Regions from separate parts of the Homo sapiens genome. Here region 2 is linked to region 1. The links are chromatin loops, found by intact Hi-C in ENCODE. Cell type or tissue: endothelial cell of umbilical vein. All regions are shown on one strand. Each heading gives the region's core, and the rest is flanking DNA. Links, peaks and the distances in the headings are about the cores only.

What was found. Peaks named below come from ENCODE experiments on the same cell type or tissue, not always from the same donor. Only the 100,000 strongest peaks of a DNase experiment are listed, where the experiment ranks them.
Region 2: it touches region 1 in a loop (7-fold over the local background); 1 of 110 quality-filtered maps calls a loop at or near these places.

Annotation. Positions count from the first base shown.
Region 1 is chr1:246,293,748-246,298,141 of GRCh38, forward strand. All of the region lies in intron 5 of SMYD3 (SET and MYND domain containing 3), which reads right to left. Among named protein-coding and RNA genes, the nearest start is that of SMYD3-IT1, 26 kb to the right of the region's middle. In endothelial cell of umbilical vein, for the core only: no CTCF peak of the experiment used is centred there; a DNase peak (open chromatin) is centred at 2,414; H3K27ac peaks cover 2,478 bases.
Region 2 is chr1:246,354,951-246,359,344 of GRCh38, forward strand. It overlaps SMYD3 (SET and MYND domain containing 3), which reads right to left. Exons shown (of 12, transcript NM_001167740.2): 2 at 81-144. Among named protein-coding and RNA genes, the nearest start is that of SMYD3-IT1, 35 kb to the left of the region's middle. RefSeq lists an enhancer at 79-704. In endothelial cell of umbilical vein, for the core only: no CTCF peak of the experiment used is centred there; DNase peaks (open chromatin) are centred at 1,101 and 2,271; H3K27ac peaks cover 2,933 bases.

The sequences.
Region 1 (4,394 bases), core at 217-4,216:
CAAATCTCTTCAAAACAAAAAAACAGAACCAAAAACTCCACACTCCTAATTAGTGCCCTATTCTTTTCTTCTATTCACAGTCAGGTTTCTCAAAATGATCAAGCACTCATGACTCTAAGGTGCTCTAGCAAAGCTCACCAAAGGATTCCCTATTATTGAACTCAATGAACCTTTTCAGTCCTCACGTTAACTGACGTCTCTGCAGCACTTGAAGCTGTTGACCTCCATGAAGTGCTTTTTCTCCCTTGGTTTCTATGATATCTTTCTCTCCAGGTTTTCCTCCCACTTTACTCCCTCTCAGTCGCCTTTGCTGGCTTCTCTTTTTCAGCTTGCCCCTTAAATGTTCCTGTTCCAAAGTGTTCCATCCATGCTGCTCCTATTTTCTTTTCTACCTACCCTCTCCCTACATTCCTTCCACCTCCACAGCATTAGCCATCATCTGTATACTCTAGAGAATGTCTTCCTCATTTCTAAATACCGGCGTCCCCAGCACATAGCACTCACTCAGTAAGGTCAGATGAAAGCCTGATGAATGATAGACAATTACAGAAGCAACCAGGGCCCACTATGTTGCAGAGTTAGCTTTAGCAAATTCTAATTTCTTGACCAGATTAAATCTATCTACAAATGGTCAGTCTTACTGAGGGCTGACTACCATTGCCTGTAAGTGTTCAGCTAAGTGTTCATTTAGTCAACAAATATGCAGTGCCTGCTATGTGTCAGCACAGTGCCTACTATGTGCCAGCTACATGATAGGCCAAAGAATTCGTGGAGAAAGCCCTGAAAATAGAAACAGACAACTCTTTCTGAGTCCATGTATACATCTGTGTGTGATCTGGGCAAACCAATTAAGCTTCCTTTTTTTTTTTAAGACAGAGTCTTACTCTGTTGCCCATGTTGGCGTGCAGTGGTGCAATCTCGGCTCACTGCAACCTCCACCTCCCAGGTTCACATGATTCTCCTGCCTCAGTCTCCCAAGTAACTGGAATTACAGGCACCCACCACCTCGCCCAGCTAATTTTTGTATTTTTAGTAGAGACATGGTTTCACCATGTTGGCCAAGCTGGTCTGGAACTCCTGACCTCAAGTGATCTGCCCACCTCAGCCTCCCAAAGTGTTGGGATTACAGGCATGAGCCATCGTGCCCGACCCAATTAGCCTTTCTGCCTACAAATGTCTTCATATATAAGGTGAGAATAATATATCTATTTTACAGGGTTACTGTGGAGGTTACATGAGATAATACATAAATCTAATATGTTGCATATTACTTATGTCTGTTATTCACTGTGAATAATATGTAATAATAAATATTTTATGTACTCCTTTGTTAAAACAAGCTTATAAGACAAGTTAAGGCAGGAATTAGTATTCCCACTCAGAATACTAATTCTATTAGTATTCTAATAGCAGCACCAGAACCTAAGCAATCTCCCCAAGCCCACTCACGCAGTCCCTAGGTGGTAACGTTCTTTAGTGTCAGAGACCAAACTGTGATTCTCTTTACTTAGTATCTCTTACAGATCCCACTGCTGCCCAGCAGCATAAAAGATCCTACCCAGAAAAGGGTCTACAGTTGAGAAGCCAAAGGTCCTAAGATAGTAGCCGAGGAGTTGATGAGCAAACAAAGTGTTTGTTTTCTTAATAAAGAAAAACAGTTTTCTGCTTGGACACAGTGTAATTCCAACTATAAGAGGCAGCATAATGTTTTCAGTCAGGGAAAGGTCTCCAATTTCATAAGTTTTGATTTAACAAGAAGATTCTAATATTAAAAACTGTCAGGTTGCCACGGTAACAATCTATTTGCAATCAAGATGCTGGTGGTATTCTGTTATATTTCTCTCAAGGAAAAAGTAAACTAGATGTAGCCAAGGAATTTAATAAAAGTATCTGTTGGACCAAAACCAAGATATGACTGTTTTTAGGCAATATGACAGGATTTAAATATACAGCAAGAGACCCTCAGGTTACAATACCAGTTCCATCAATAAAATTAAAAGATTTTGACCTTGACACCAGTACAAGCTATAGCCATATGATCTGGAAATCTGAATCCTCTGAGCAAGAAAAATAAATCGTTAAACAATTGAGATGACAGGCATGGGACAAGAAAGTCAAAATTCATCAGAAGGAGAACAAAATCAATCCCCAAGGGAGGTATGAATTATAAAGACTAAATTTCTCACAGAAAATTCAAAGGTTTGATTTGGGTGTTTTGTTCTGCTGTTGTATGTATGCATGTATGCATGCGGAGGTAGGTTTTGCACTCCAGGACATTCTTGGATGTTTTTAACTTGCTGCTTTCATCTAGAAAATGTTAGAAGGACATATTGAAAATGAACTGATTCTAGACAGGAGAGGAAGGAAGTGACTGTCAGGAATTAGGCCGCTCTGAGTCTGGACATGCAGACTATGCAGACAGAGAAACTTCCTCCACAACCACCGAAGCCTCAGTCACGCCCATGAAAATCACATGGATTTTCTCTACAGTTAAGACTTTTCAAGTACTTGTTTCTACAACGATTCAAGAAATGGTAACACTTGCCCCCACAACTTTAGCCATGAACAACTCATTTCTCTTCAATGTGTTAATAACTTTACAGAACTGTATATGCATGCTGAATGTCTAGAATGACAACCAGAATAAAAACTGCAACTCCTTTGGCTTCGACAATAAATTGGCTTCACAAGAAAATACCTACATTCATGACAGAAGAAACTGGCTCTTGCCTTAACCTATATAGTTAATGCAGATTTATATATAAATAACATTATATACTTTTTAGAACATATATTTTTATAAATGTATATTTATATACAAAATAACTAAATTATTTTCTGAAACAGCCTTGAACATTGTGTGTAATCTCATTTTCTGTAAGTCATTTTCCTTCTACTTTCTCTATAAAATTGGAGCACTGTCCTCTACCCCTCCGAAAAGACATTTGTTAAAATCACAGTGAAGGTTCAGCATACCTTAGAAAATCAGACATTTTAAATTCTATGAAGTTCAGACAAAATATTAATACAATATGATATTCCTATTTAAATAAACTCCTATTTAAGTGATTAATGAATCATTTATGTATTATTGTACTATACTTAGTACAGATAACATATTTTTGTTGAGATAGCGTTCTTAAAGATCACAGAGATTCTGAAAATGCTTCTAGGTTGAGGAACTTAGGTAGAGGAAGCTAACAATCGATGAATACAATAAAGGAAACTCATGAGTGATAGAGATTTGAGGAAAGTGCTAGATAATCATCCAGACTTTAAATAGTTTGGGCAATGATTCAGGGACATAAATGGCCAGCAGTTAGAAATAGAGTTGGAACTCAGGAGGGGGCTCTGACACAGAGACAAAAATTTACTCATTCACAATTAAGTAATAGTTGAATCTATTTAGAAAAACAATGTGAAAAAGAAAGTAAGAAAGAGAAACAAGGACCATCTTTGAGAGATGCCAACATTTAAAGATCCATGGAGGTGAAACAAACAAGGTGACAGAGGTATCTTCAAAGTCATAAAAGAGGAGTTTCATTAAGGAAACAGTCAACAATATATGCCTCAGAGGAGTCAAACAGGACACAGAAAGAGAACAAAATACTGTATTCAACATTTAGGATGTAACTAGTTACGTGAGTGAATTCACTTCAGTACGGTAGTAGAGGCAGCAGCTAGCCTACAATGGGTTAATGAGTTAGCAGGGAAACAACGCATCCAAGAATTTGTCTTATATTCTAAGATCAAGAACCCTCAACGAACAAAGGTAAGTGATTCAGGCTTACATCATAACCCTTCCTAAGTTAAAAGGACAAGAGCATTTGTTCAATAAGGACAGAACCTGAAATTACTGGCTTGTAATGAAAACGTTTTTAACCCTAAACAAGAATAAATTTCTTGACTAGAATATTTTTCTGATGCATCAAATGTCAAATATTCAATTATTCTGATGTATAAATACCAGAGATTCACTGTATTGACCAGAGAATGCTATGAATCTACCCAAGATTCACAATACTTTTCAATTAAATTAAGCAATTTTTCCTTCTAAGACTTCCATTTCAGTTCTAAATATGTGTTATCTCCATTCATCCTTGTCTCATAGGACAATGATCTTCATATTTTAGAGGTAGACAGCTTTACTCTTTGGTTTCTGTTAACAGGACATCTTGAATTTAATTGCCAATGTTATTTATGAATTATAACTGTAAGAGTGCTTTTCAGTATGATGAATATTCCATCATCTTTAATTTTTATGAGATGCTTAAAATGAAGGGGGATGGGACAGTCTAGCTGCTCTTTTCCTCTCTTGCTACACCCTCTTCTGGAAAGACAATAAACAACATAAGCTTTTTCCTTTGTCTATATAAACCTGCAGGTTCACAGAC
Region 2 (4,394 bases), core at 255-4,254, 61 kb after region 1:
AGGCCAACAGGTATAGTGAAGGACAAATTTAAGAGTAAAGAATTTGAAAGCTTCACTTATATATGGCTGAAAAGTCTTACCTGACACTTAGCACTACAGTATTTGGCGACGCGGCACTGAGAGCATCGCATCAGCTTTTCCTTCCTGTGGGGAAAAAAATTAATTCTGCATTAAGAAATGAGTGGGAAACATAGTACATAGTTGAAGAAAGAAAACATAAGTCAACATACGGACACCCGTATGTTCTGTTTACTCCATTATGTACAGTCCCTTAAGATTTGGATTTTCACACTGATGAGCCTCCTCTTGAACCTTCCATGTGAGACACTGATAGAAAAACTAAGTCCTTTTGTCTGACAGAAGATGGCGGGGAAGAGGCAGGACCAGCTTGCAGCTCCCGATCGGACAGACAGAGCAGCGTGTGGGGACTCACACTGTGAACTTTTGATCCAACAACTGCCACAGCAACATACCAGGTAAACTAAGAGAATCCACAGACCCTCTGAAGGAACTGTATCGCCACTGCAGGCTCCCTGAGACTCTGAAAAGATGTGAGCTGCCTGCTTGCTCAGCAGGGAGGCTGGCGGTCTGGGGCAAGTTCTCAGCCACAGTCACCAGCTGCCTGGAAACAGACTCCGTGCTGCTGTGGGGGCACGGTGGGAGTGAGACCAGCCTTTAGGACTGCGGGCTGTGTGGGAGTGGGATGAGGCCTGTGACTGCTGGCTTTCCCCCACTTCTCTGGCAGCCTGTGTGACCCAGCAGAAGCAGCCATAATCACCCTGGGAACATAACTCCATTAGACTGAAAACCACATCCCCATCCCAACAGCAGCCGCAGCAATCCCCAGCCAAGGAGAATCTGAGCTCAGACACACCTATCCCTGCCCCCTGGTGGTCTTTCTCTACCAGCCCTGGGTGCCAAAGACAAAGGCCATAATCTCTTGGGAGCTCTATGGCCCTGCCTACCACCTAAGAAACCTGAATAGGTAACCAGGCGACCTTAGGGCAAGTTTGCTTCCTCCCTGTAGGACCACAGCTGATGTGTTCCTGAAAGCACCAACTCCTGGCTGGAGGCCAACCAACACAAAACCAGCACACTAAACAAAAATACAACCAAGGGCCCTTGTAGAGTCCACTTCACGCCCCTGCTACCTCCATCAGATCACAGGACTCTTAGCAGTCACTCCCCAGTACCAGCCCAGAGCCCAGTACCTCCACTGGGTGGCTAGACCCAGAAGAGCAAAAACAATCACTGCAGTTTGGCTCTTGGGAAGCTCCATCCCTGGGGGAGGAGGGAGAACACCACATCAAGGGAGAACCCCTTGGAACAAAAGTATCTGAACAGCAGCCCTTGAGTCCCATGTCTCCCCTCTGACACAGTCACCCAAATGAGAAGGAACCAGAAAAACAATTCTGGTAATATGACAAAACAAGCTCTTTAACACCCCCCAAAAGATCACACCGGCTCACCAGCAATGGATCCAAACCAAGATAAAATATCCGGATTGCAAGAAAAAGAATTCAGAAGGTTAATTATTAAGCTAATCAAGGAGGCACCAGAGAAAAGTGAACTCCAACTTAAAGAAATCGAAAACCTGATACAGAATATGAAAGGAAAATTCTTCAGTGAAATAGCATAAATAAAAAATGATCACAACTTCTAGAAATCAAAGAAACACTTAGAGAAATGCAAAATGCACTGGAAAGTCTCAGCAACAGAATCGAACAAGCAGAAAAAAGTACTTCTGAGCTTGAAGACAAGTCTTTTGAGTTAACCCAATCCATCAAAGACAAAGAAAAAAGAATTTTTAAAAATGAGCCAAGCATCCAAGAAGTTTGGAACTATGTTAAGCATGCAAATCTAAGAATAATTGGTGTTCCCAAGACAAAAAAAAGAAATCTAAAAGTTTGGAAACATTATTTGAGGGAATAATCAAGGAAAACTTGTCTGACCTTGCTAGAGATCTAGACATCCAAATACAAGCTCAAAGAACACCTGGGAAACTCATCACTTAGACACACAGTCAAGAGGTTATCCAAAGCAAAGATGAAGGAAAGACTCTTAAGAGCTGTGAGGCAAAAGCATCAGGTAGCCTATAAAAGAAAACCTATCAGAGCAACAGCAGATTTCTGAGCAGAAACTGTCAGAGGCATGCATGTGAACCAGGGCAACTCTATCTTGAATAGGAGCTGAGTTAAATGAGGCTAAGACTTACTGTGCTGCATTCCCAGACAGTTAGGGCATTCTAAGTCACAGGATGAGACTGGAAGTCGGCACACAATACAGGTCATAAGTACCCTGCTGATAAAACAGGTTGCAGTAAGGAAGCCTGCTAAAACTCACCAAAACCAAGATAGTGATAAGAGTGACCAGAGGTCACTGGTGGTCCTCACTGTTACACTCCCATCAGTGCCATGACAGTTTACAAATGCCATGGCAACGTCAGGAAGTTACCCTATATGGTCAAAAAAGGGGAGGCATGGATAATTCACCCCTTGTTTAGCATATAATCAAGAAATAACCATAAACATGGACAACCAGCAGGCCTCGGGGCTGCTCTATGGAGTAGCCATTCTTTTGTTCCTTTACTTTCCTAATAAACTTGCTTTCACTTTACTCTATGGACTCACCCTGAATTATTTCTTGCATGATATCTATGAACCCCCTCTGTAACAAAACCCTATAAGCTAGAAGGGATTGGGGTCCTATTTTTAGCCTCCTTAAACAAAACAATTATCAGCCAAGAATTTTGTATGCAGCAAAACTAAGCTTCATAAATGAAGTAAGATACAGTCTTTTAAGACAAATGCTGAGAGAATTCGCCACTACCAAGCCAGCACTACAAGAACTGCCAAAAGGAACTCTAAATCTTGAAACAAATCCTCGAAATACACCAAAATAGAACCTCCTTAAAACAGAAATTTCACAGGACCTACATAACAATAACACAATAAAAAAAACACAAGGTATTCAGACAACAAACAGCACAATGAATGGAATAGTACCTCACATCTCAATACTAACATTGACTGTAAATGACCTAAATACTCCACTTAAAAGATATGGAATGGCAGAATGGATAAGAATTCACCAACTAAATTTCTGCTGTCTTCAGGAGACTCACCTAACACATAAGGACTCACATAAACTTAAGGTAAAGGGGTGGAAAATGACATTCCATGCAAATGGGCACCAAAAGTAAGCAGGAGTAGCTATTCTTATAGACAAAACAGACTTTAAAGCAAAAGCAGTTAAACAAAACAAGGAGGGACATTATATAACAATAAAAGGACTAGTCCAACAGTAAAATATCACAATCCAAAATATATATGCACCTAACACTGGAGCTCCCAAATTTATAAAACAATTACTAATAGACCTAAGAAATGAGATAGACGGCAACACAATAATAGTGGGGGATTTTATTATTCCACTGTCAGCACTAGATAGGTCATCAAGACAGAAAGTCAACAAAGAAACAATGGACTTAAACTATACCCTAGAACAAATGGACTTAACAGATATTTACAGAACATTCTACTCAACAACTGCAGAATGTACATTCTATTCATCAGCACATGGAAAATTCTCCAAGATAGAACATATGATAGGGCACAAAACAAGTCTCAGTAAATTTAAGAAAATCGAAATTATATCAAGTACTCTCTCAGACCACAGTGGAATAAAATTGGAAATTAACTCCAAAAGGAACCCTCAAAACCATGCAAATATATGGAAATTAAATAACCTGCTCCTGGATGATTGTTGGGTCAACAATGAAATCAAGATGGAAATTTAAAAAGTCTTTGAACTGAACAATAACAGTGACACAACTTATCAAAACCTCTGGAATACAGCAAAAGCGGTGCTAAGCAGAAAGTTCGGAGCATTAAATGCCTACATCGAAAAGCCTGAAGGAGCACAAATAGACAATCTAAGGCTACACCTCACAAAACTGGAGAAACAAGAACAATCCAAACCCAAATGCAGCAGAAGAAAAGAAATAACAAAGATCAGAGAAGAACTAAATGAAATTGAAACAAACAAAAAAAATGCAAAAGATAAATGAAACAAAAGGCTGGTTTTGAAAAGATAAATAAAACTGATAGACCATTAGCAAGATTAACCAAGAAAAGAAGAGAGAAGATCCAAATAAGCTCAACTGGAAATGAAATGGGAAATATTACTGATACCACAGAAATACAAAAGTTTATTCAAGGCTACTATGAACACCTTTATGTGCCTAAACTAGAAAACCTAGAGGGGATGGATAAATTCCTGGAAATATACAACCCTCCAAAATTAAACCAGGAAGATATAGAAACTCTGAACAGACCAATAACAAGCAGCAAGACTGAAATAGTAATTCTTTAAAAATTGCCAACAAGAAAAGT